Linked DNA regions of Mus musculus: region 1 is linked to region 2. The links are chromatin contacts, found by Hi-C or POLR2A ChIA-PET in ENCODE. All regions are on one chromosome and are shown on one strand. Each heading gives the region's core, a stretch centred on a gene start or an enhancer-like site at or near the end of the contact. The rest is flanking DNA. Distances are from core to core; before and after follow the strand shown.

The links. A loop is a pair of places that touch in the nucleus more often than their neighbours do. ChIA-PET counts read pairs that join two places held with the same protein, here RNA polymerase II (POLR2A).
Region 1: a loop to region 2 is called in a map of CH12.LX, with 2.6 times the contacts of the local background. The contact joins the enhancer-like site here to the promoter of Mir9-3hg in region 2. A Hi-C loop is called at or near these places in 2 of 37 maps with a recorded cell type or tissue (CH12.LX and mouse embryonic stem cell). POLR2A ChIA-PET finds 5 or more read pairs at or near these places in 1 of 5 experiments (embryonic stem cell).

Annotation. Positions count from the first base shown.
Region 1 is chr7:79,576,371-79,581,438 of GRCm38, reverse strand. No RefSeq gene overlaps it. Among named protein-coding and RNA genes, the nearest start is that of Gm31740, 28 kb to the right of the region's middle. Within about 2 kb of position 2,303, at least 1 of the 3 ENCODE cell types and tissues checked has a DNase peak (open chromatin) inside an H3K27ac peak, as active enhancers do.
Region 2 is chr7:79,498,397-79,503,621 of GRCm38, reverse strand. Mir9-3hg (Mir9-3 host gene) reads right to left here and starts at 3,596. Exons shown (of 3, transcript NR_040314.1): 1 at 3,372-3,596.

The DNA.
Region 1 (5,068 bases), core at 1,054-3,553, 79 kb before region 2:
TGCGTGTTTTCCTGGAAAAGCGTGCCAGCGGAGTCTAAGCAGCAGTTCTCAACTCAACCCCCTGGGGAATCACATATCAGATACCTTGCATATTGGATATTTACATTACAATCCATAACTGTGGCAAAATCACAGTCATGAAGTAGCAGTGAAAATAATTTTATGGTTGGGGGTCACCACAGCATGGGGAACTGTGTTAAAGGGGCACGCGACATTAGAAAGGTTGACAAGTACTGGGAAGGAAGAACTGTGACTACTGTAAGCTTCTCTGATGACTGACAGACACCCTGACCATGGCAACTGAGATGCTGCAGAGGAGAGGCAAGTGTGAGCCTTCTTAGCTCCTTTTAGTGGCCGCTTGCTACCAACGTCAACACCCGACAGAATTTACTTACTTACTTACTTACTTACTTTTGAGACAGAATCTTACTGTACAGCTCAGGCTGACTTCAAACTTGTGATATAAGCCAAGCTGGCCTTGAACTTTTGAGATCTCTGCCTCTTGAGAACTAGACTTACAAACATGCACCGCAAAGCTCAGCAGTTGACCTTGTAGCCTTGTGACTGTTAAGGAAGATTTTTGGAGCGCGCTGCTAAACCCAGCAGCTGTCCATCCTCTGCTGATGCTAAGTGATGCCAGACATCGTGATCATCCAGTTCTACGGCTCAGTTATAGAGAGCTTGGCTGGCATTAAGAAGTCCTGGGTTTGATTTCCAACACTGTACAAACTGAAGTTCCTGGGGTGGGGTCTTAAACTTTCTCAAACTTCATTTCAAACATGCTGCAAGGCTGAGTAGAACTTCGATGTTTGGGAAGAGTTGAAATGTTGCTGGTCTCAAATAGCAAAGCGTTGCCTACGTCTGTATTTGACCTAATGCCTTGTAACTACTAGGTAGATCCTTTGGAGATGTACAATCAGACCCAAAGCTTCCAGGTTTACAATAGAGATTTCTTGCTTTTTTTTTTTGTAAACTGTCTAATATTTCCACCAATATATATTTTTCTTTTTTTTTTCGTGTATAAATGTTTGGCCCGTGTATATGTATATGTACTATGGGCCTGCCTGGTTCCCATGGACATCAGAAGAAGGTGTCAGATCTCTGGAATTGGAGTTACAGATGGTTGTGAGCCACTGTGTGGATGCTGGGAGCTGACCCTGGGTCCTCCGCAAGAGCAGCAAGTGCCCATTGAGCCATCTCTCCAGCCCTTCCGCCAATATAATTTTAAAGTGTCTTGGCTTATGACTTTCTTGGTTCTGTTACTATTGAAACTTCATGAAACTATTACCACATTGGAACATGGAATTTGGGGAGCCCAAACCTGCTTTTCCTGGGCTCTACTCATTCACATCTGTGCATCCAAAATGCACTCTTGTGCCTTTTGAAGTGAAAAGTGTGTGGTTTGGTTTGGTTTGGTTTTCTGCTGACGACTGCAGAAACTGGGCACAGTGCTACACACCTGAAATCCCAGCTCTGCAGAGATGAGGGCAGGAGGATTAAAAGTTCAATATCCTTCTCAGCTACTTACAGAATTGAAGACCAGCATGGGCTAACAGGCCTCTGTCTAAAAGGGTGAGTGATGCCCTGGACTCTGCACATAGAGTTCCCTCGATGCATTCGCTGATGCCAGTAAGCACGCTGCTTTCCAACATCTCTTTGTTCTGTGACTATAACCCATCCACAATGGAGCAGGGTATCCAAAACAACCTACATACAGCCATGGTCCCTAGTCATGGTCATTCGTATCTGTTCCGGAATAAACTCTTTTGTTCTCTTTGAAGCAAGAATTGCTTTTGTGTTGGCATGTTCCAGGCTGCTCACCTCACTGGCCCTGGAGATTCTGCTAGGTGCTTTGGTACCATAGTGAGTACCGACAAGGCCGTGCGTGATCCCCCCTAGTTCATCCACAGATCCTCTGAAGTCATTACAGGGTGTAGACTCAGGGGTTCCCGAGTTCTCTTCTAGCCTTGCCCACCTGCCATCCCCAGGTCAGGTCATGAGCTCATGTGCCTATCAAAGGAAGAAGAAGGCTTAGCTAACACATGATGGATTCTGTTTGCAAGGTTGGCGGAAGAGCTCTGTCCTGATAGCCTTTGTAAGCAGGTAAGGAATTGCATAGGCTTTCCCCCTCCCCCCCCCCCCTCACGTTCCCATGAGGTGTGCCCTTGGCTCGCTGCTGACATGAAAGAGTAAACTGGGCTTGAGTTTTGAATCCACTAGAGCTTGTTTAAGGCCCTGCTCTGACCACCCACCAACCGTGTGAATCTGTGTACTCTCTGTCCTCCCCTTGCGGAAATGAGGCTCCTCCTCTCGACTGTTGGCGGAAACCCAATGAGGTCTGACTCCCCCAAGTGCCTCAGTAAGGCTTCCGCAGAGGTCGCCTGCTTTCCTAGCAGTTCCCACGAGCCAGACCCGGGCTGCCACGCAGGGGCAGGGGTCAGGCGTGGAGGCAGACTGTCCCGGTGCCCCCAGCCAGGCCGCTGGCGAGTCTGGCGCCGCCGCCGGGGAGCAGGGGCCCTGAGCTCTCTCCTCAGCGTCTGGACAGGCCGAGGAGGCAGACGAGGCACAAGTGACAGCTGGGAAGGTTTAATTGCTCCTCAGTGGCTTGGGAGCACCTCCCTCCTTTGCCAGCGATCTGCATTTCAATGTAGGAAGAGTGGAAAGTAAAGTAGGATTGCCGCTCAAAGGGGTTACAATGATTAATCATTTAAAAAGCAAGATCTTAATTACAGGCCGCAATTTTTGCTATTTAAGGAGTCCATTAGTTGCCAGAAAGAAGAAGAAAAAAATTATCACAGGTTATTCTCCCAAAGTAGAGTGGAGAAGGGAGGGGCAGCGGGGGAGGGACTCAGCTGCTGCTTCGGATGGGGGCGGGAGGCGGGGGGGGGGGGGTGCAGAGGTTCCACCCCTGCAAGAGGCCTAGCCCCAGACAGGCAGGGCCCCCGGCTCTGAAGCAGAGACTGGGAATGGCCGGCCAGGCCGAGGCTGGAATTCCACCTGTGGGTGCCCCTGGAGACCTCCTCAGGCCAAAGGCTGAGATCTACTCCTCCCCCCACTCCCACTGACCCCTGACTCCCTGCTTAGGATGTTGGGTTAATTACCAGGCCTTCCCCTCTGACCTCTCTGTTAGTTTAAGTCTTGTCCGGGGCTCTCGAGTCCCTAGGGTGTATGTATAAAGGGGACTTGGTGGGGGAGGGGGTACTGCCGTGAATGTCAGATAAAAACAACCGAGTTCCTTTAGTAGGCTGATGTCCTGATCCTCGGGCGACTAAAGCGTCGAGATCCCGTTCCTCAAGCTCTCCGCACCCTTCACAGTGAGCACACCTCTGTCGTTGGCACCAGCCCAGGAGGTCCAGCCCTGCACTCCACGTGATGGACGGCACCTTTATCCCAGAAGCCCCGGCAGGCAACAAAGGGGCCACCCAGTGTAGAAGTTGATCTGGGGGTGTCAGATCCCACCCCAGCCCTGAACTGCAACTTTTGGGGGACACTACCAGTGCAAACGTTAACCTCAATGACTGTAAAGTGTAAGCTGCACCCGGGCTTTGTGCTCTCCGTGTCCCTAGGACAGCCTGGCTTGAAAACAAGTTTACCAGTCTACCGGGAGGGAGGGAAGGGTTTGTTCATCCCAAGCCTGCTCAGACTGGGCATAAAAGACATGGAATCACGCCCATGAACAGCCACTCCTGCCAGACTGATTAAATGCCTCTGAGCATGTGTGTGAGCCTGGTGGGAGTTTCCTTCATCTGTTCTAACGCGCAGTCCCCCAGAGGGCAGGATACTAAATTGGATTCAATGATAATCCGAAGGGCTTGAGGGGGGATGGGAGAAGAGACTCCAGCCACAGACCAAAAATACAGGTTTGAGTCCAAAATACCCAAACTGATTTCCGGATGACTCTGCCCTGTTCTCTTTTGCCAGCTTCTGATCCACCCACCACCCCCCTGTTGGGGGACAGTGTCTGTCCCTTTAATTGTCAGGCTCCTACCTCCTAGGGTAGGAGCTGGATAAACCTCCTCTTCTCTTCCGCGCTGACTAATTGTAGGGTTAGGTACCCAAAACAAGCTGGGCCACATTATCTCTGACGCTGGCTCTTTTCGCTGGTCCCTGATTTGAGCCTCAGTAATCAGCAGCTTTTAGCTCATCACTATCGTGACACCTCTTTACTTGGACCAGGAAACAGCAGCAATGTCATGGAAATATGTTTATTTTCTGTGTCACCAAACCCAAAAAGCAGGGGAAACGAGCAGAGAGGATCCTGTGGGCAGAAACTGGGACAGGAGGATGGTGGGAAGATCAGGCATCCTGAAGGTGCTGTTTGTTGGAGACAGTTCTGCAGGTGGAAAACTGGCAGGCCCCTGGCTCAGAACATCAAAGACTCGCCATGGGTCTATGTAGAAGCTATAGACTCAGGTTTCTGGCCCTCTGGGTTTGCATATCCTGTTCTTCCTGCCACTGAGAACTGGCTAGGTCTGAAGGGTACTCTGATTTCAGAGACTTCTGGAGGATTTCAGAGTACCAGTATCTTCTCTCTCCTGACAAGCGGGAGTCCAGTCAGCCCGCAGGTCAAGTCTTTTTGCGAAAATTAGAAAAGAGCGCCCCCTTGAGGCAGGTGTGGTCTTTGCAGGCACAGAGCTTCCAATCAAGACTAGGCACTTTGATGGCTGGTGGAAAGATCAAAACTCCCACATGGGGGGGGGGTCTTCACCCCTCCCCAAATCAGATCTTTCCATTCCTGGTCTGAGGAGCACTAAGGGGTTGGATGTCTCTGGGGTAGGGGTGGGGTTGTTTGTTTTTGAAACCCACCGTGTCCCTCAGCTGCACATGGAGGCTCCTTCCTTTAGTCTTCGTGATGACCCCTAAACAGGTCAGCTGTTACCTTTTCTATGGGAATACAGCTGCTGTCGGTTCAATGATCCTCCCAAGGTTTAAAACCCAATGACATCTCCCACCAAACAACCTCACAAAACCCAGCCACGAAGAACAAGCGATTCCTGGTCAGTCCCGCTCCTGACCACAGCTGGCGCAGAGTGACACTGGGGATTGTGGGAGGCAACGAGGTCCCAGA
Region 2 (5,225 bases), core at 2,347-4,846:
TTTTTTGTTTAATACCAGGCTTTGGCACCACACCTCTGTACCCCGTGCTTGTTTTAGATTCGTCCTATTTTTTATCTTGACCCCAAATCCAAGGTGGGCTGCATCCCCACTGCCATCCCTGTCAGCCAGTGAGCAAGCCAGCTAGCAGTTACACACCTCTTTCCAAATGCCACCTCACAGACAAATCCTTGTCTCAGAAAAAGGACACAGGCTAGACTGAAAAGCATCAGAGAAACAGAGGGGCCGACCTACCGACAGCAAGGCCCAGGAAGGAACCTCGAATTTGGGCCTGCCTGGTTAATTCTAAAGGATTTTTCATAATTAGGAGGTGTCCCTTTCTTCTCCTCCTACAGCCTCTGGAATCTACACCCTCTTCCATTTAGCTGTGTGTCTGTCAGTGTGGGCGGCCTCCTGCGCTCTAGTCCTTCTGGGCCACCCTGAGCTTGGATGGGTGGAACTGAAGAGGCAGAGGGAACTGTGCAAGCACGATTCACCTGAAAGAGGGGGAGGGAGAAGAAAGAGGGGGAGTGGGGAGCAGGAGAGAGGGGAAAGAGAGAAGGAGCGTTCTCAGAGTGTGATTTAAGCAGGACGCTGCACAAAATGGCTCCTCGGCTGTGAGGTTCATGGTTATAGCACGCTGGAGCCCTGGCCTGAGAGCCTAGGGCTGGTTAGGAGTCTGGGAGAAAGACTAAAAAGCTTGATTTTGCTTTCTGTTCAGGTAAGGCAGGTTAGTGCCACCAAAGCCACATTTCTGTTGTCCTTTAGGAAACCATGTCCCTTGCCAAAGCAGGTGAGGCCAGCCAGGCAGAGGTTCCTACACCATGCTGGAGTGGGCTCTGTCTCCAGTGTCCGGGTGCATGAAGGTGTTATCAGCTCTCTCTCAGGAAGGAGGCCACAGTGAGTGTGGGCCTTGGGTCATCCATTGCTTGCCCTTTGGAGGATGTTCTGGTGGGACAGGGCAGTAGGTAGTCTCCTTGAGCTAGCAGCCACACCCATGTACAGGATGGGAAGCCTCCAGGTCAGACCCAGCAGGGACACATTGTTTGGGGCTGAGCCTACCCACGGAGGACCCAGCTGACTTTGGCTCTGATTGTCTTTTCATCTTCACACTGTACTCTGGGCCGGGTCTAAGTTCGCTACACTTCCTCCTATATCAATCTCTTGCCTCTAGCCTACTGTCCCTAAGTCCCAAGAAAGAGCTGGCAGTGGATCTAGAGCTAGAAAACCCATGGTTGCTGACAGGCCCTGGCCATGGTGCTGAGAACTGCCCACCCGGCATTTTTTTGTCTTCAGCAGTTCACCTAGCTCAGAAGTTCCTTGGTCTCCAAGTTGTGGTTTGAAACCTGAGTCCTAAGGGTGCCTACAGTAACTTAGAAAAGCAAGCATCCAGGGGGACGGCCAGCACTTAGACATCTCCACCAAAGGTTGGAGACTCCATTTTTCATACTCCTATTTTCATAAATCACCACAGAGGGACAAAAATCCTGCGCTGAGTTCCCATATCTGAATCTACAGAAACTATCCACATGTGCCCTAGAGCCCACTGAAACCTACCTTGCATTTTCTCCCACAGTCAGCTTATGAGGCCGCCCCCAAGGCTGGCATGTTACTTGTGCATGCAGATCTACATGCACAGTACAGGAGTGCTGTTGCGCCTGCTGGCAGGCATCCACTCCATGAACTCCACTTGCCTCGACTCCGTGCTTCTATTCCCTGTCGGTAGTTACTCCGCTTATGAGATAAGGGGTTCCGAGAAGGACAATTCACACCCTCACTCACAGTAGGGTGCAGATACCCTTGTCCTGCGACCAGGACCTTGCCCAGATCCTGAGGCTGGGAGCCTGGGGCTGGTGGAGCAAAGCAGATGCAGCCACTTGGCCTGCCATTCAGCCTGGCAGCAACGCTCCCTTTCATCCCCCTCTGGGCTGTAATTAGGACACAGAATCTCTAGCCACAGCCCAGGCTGATTCCAGGTGCCTCTTCCCCCTGGCAGCTTTTCTCTCCCATCCCTTCCTTGGGCTCAAGCTTTGATTAAGCTGATCTTCCTATTGTCTGGAGGCTTGAAGGGCTGTTCACAAGGAGACCCAGCTTTGGGTTACCACAGATGGAGCCAGTTCCCTGTACCCAGAGGGTACAGAGGCCTCCACACCTCCCCTCAAACACACATGGCCGATTGGACAGTATCTTCCTTTCTGTCTTTTAACCTGCCCACTTCCTCAACAGCTGAGGTGAAGGCAGGCAGCAGGGTGTGGGCTTTTCTAAACAGGGACCTCAAAATACCTTCCTCAAAATGCCAAGCCTTTCCCGTGACCAGCCAGTATTGCTCCTGGAGGCTCCTGAGGTGCACCCCTATGTCTGTGCCTACTTAACCTACCTCTGACCTCCCTTGACTGAAAGCCAGACCCTCAAACTCCAGACCCCCTTAAGAACCTATCACACACCCCCAATATGAAGAAGATTCAAAGAGGGTCTCTCTCCCCTTGAAGCCCAGCATCTGGCCTCTCTGCCACAATGGCTCAGAGATTGTATTTTTTTGGATGTCTTTGCTGCTCCAGAGATTTGGCCTGGAGCCTCTCCTTGCTAGAGCCAGCTGCCTCCTTCCTGTGACACCCTACCACCCAAGCTTCTCCCAGAGATGACCCTAAACAGCCTCAAGCTCCATCCATGGTTCCCTTGTTCTTCTCAGCTCAAAGCTAGACTGGAGGGAGTGTCAGAGACGCCCACAGACAGCTCCAAAAGGCCTGCCCCAAAGCATGGAGTGGAGTACTGAAAGGAGGGCTCTCCCAACTTCCTATTTAAAAGGGGAAAAAGACGTCACAAATCTTGCTTAGAGTGGGTGCTATGTGTTTCATTTTTCTCAAAAAAATTTTTTTCCAGGAAGCCACTTTGTAGGTTATTTGTGTGTTGGTGTGTGTGTGTGTGGGGGGGGAGCGGTGAGGGATAAGAAGGCAGAAGAAAGTCACGGGTAGGACTTAGGGAGGGGACTCCCTGAAACCTCTTTCAGAAACATTCTTTCCCTCAAACCTCTCTCTCTCTACCTCCCCACAACTTCCATCGGACCTCTCACCCTGTCCCTTTCTGAACACCGCAGGCGCGTCTCATCTCGCTATCCCAAGACCCTTGACCTTGGTCTTGAAGATTTGCGGGAGATGCCTGAGCTCTGACCCACAATTAGAGCTTAACCCCCAACCCCCCTGTAGTCAAGAAAAGCCCTGAGCCCTTGAGATGTTCAAGAGGGACCCACAGAGATACCCCAGGCCCCTGAACCAGTCCAGCCGGCTCCCTGACACTGTCTTAGTGGAGACTACCAACCTGACGCCCTAGCCCCTCTCTTCTAGCCCGGCCGAGACGCAGAAGGCAGTGACACTTACGGACCCGGGAGGGGGCCGGGGCCCCACGAGGCGACGGCGGGGGTGGGGCGGTTGTGGTGATGGTGGTTCGGCCGCCCGGGATCAGGCGAGTCTCCAGGCTCAGGCCCAGCTCCGGCCGCCCTCCAAGCGCCGCTGACCGCACGGTCGCGTGGCCGAGAGCTGCTGGAGGCAGGCGCGGCGGCGGTGGCGCGGGGGTTCCTGGCGGCGCGCCGCTTCTCCCGGCTCTGAGCGGCTCAGCGCCGCCTTCTCGGGCGGGCACGGCCCGCAGTGACGTCAGCGCGGCTCCCCCCCGCCCCCCCTGGCTTCACTCGGACCAGTGCGGAACCGAGAGGCGGAGGCAGGAGACGAGGGGCGCCCTGCCCTGCGACCCGGCCCAGCCTGCCCGCGCCCAGCTTGCATCCGAACAGCCCTCCCCGCAAACGCCCCGCTCCACTGGGTTCACCCAGAGCCACCAACCACCTGGGAAGTGGTGACAAGCAGAGGGCTGGAAGCCTCACAGGCAGCTCCAAGCCCAGGGATCCAGGATGCTCGGGGAAGAATGGAGAGCCTAGGATTTGAGGGACGTCTGCGCTCTGGATGCAATGGGGGCATTTGATCTTTTCACACACACAAGTGTTGGCTGAGGGAACCCACGAGGGATTGGCTGGTTTGGTGGTCGCAATGAGGGCTCGGAAGGGATTCTTTAGCTCGCAGGAACGTGTTTCGTTGACAGTCTGGGTTGCGTTCCAACCTGGATCACGCTCCTCCGAGACCCAGAGTGTCCCCTACCTCGCCTCATCCAGGGCGGTGCACCTGCAAACTCTTTGGGCCGCAAACCGGCCCCCGAGCCGCTGTCCAAATGCTGAATCCGGCCTCCCCGGGTCAGGCTCCAGAGCCCGGCTGCATCGCGCTCGGCATTGTCCACAGGGCGGGTACAGGGTTCTGGGACTCAGAGTCAGAGCCCCTGAAAATTCTAGTGCTCCAAGATGATATTAGGAAGCTACGAGGAAGGGGGCGAAAGGTCAAGAGGAGGCGGGAACAGAGAGGGCAGGCAGACCCGAGTGCCTGACCTGCGGAACCACCTCTTCCTCTTGCGTCCCTGTGGTTCGCTCAGGGTCCCTTCTGCCAGTGTGCTTCTCTCGCCACCACAGCAGGGGAGGTCCCTCCGGCCGAACTTGTCAGCGTGTCTCATCATTCATCCTGAGCCAGACAGACAGGCCAAGTTCATGAGCAACGCAGTTAACCCCTTGCAAACTGATCGCCTCCCAAAGGAGGGAGTTGAGCCGTTTGAATGGGGCATGCTCTCCCGGATTCCTAGAACACCACCTCCCGGAAGCTGTGCCTGCCACCGCTCCTTTCTTCTTCCTGGTCTTGCTCTGATTATTTCCCCTGCTACTTTATTTTATTTATTTATTTATTTATTTATTTATTTATTTATTTATTTATTTATTTATTTTTACTGTGTTGGTCTCCACGATCTTCCTAGATGCCTCCTCTTAAAATTAGTTTGAGATCAGTATAGTTGGTTTTCTAGACGTCTTCTCTTCCCGGGTTGTGCTGGTGTTCATGGTGGAAAATTTAGTCCAGAAAAACATAAGATAACATATTAACTGGCCTTAATCTCTACTCTTGGAGGCCTGATCTTAAAAGGGAAAAAGTGTGTGTGTGTGTGTGTGTGTGTTTTGTGTTTTGGGGGGAGATTCTTATTAGAAGAATCCAGATTGCTGACTGTGCAGAACAAGGCAAGAAGAGAAAGAGGGGAAAGAAAAGCGGAAAAGCAGGAGACAGGATGAAGGTGATGAGTCAGACTTCCAGAACTGGATGGAGACAGCAACCCAGAAACAAGCTTCCAGAAAAGGATCCGAAAGGGCGACA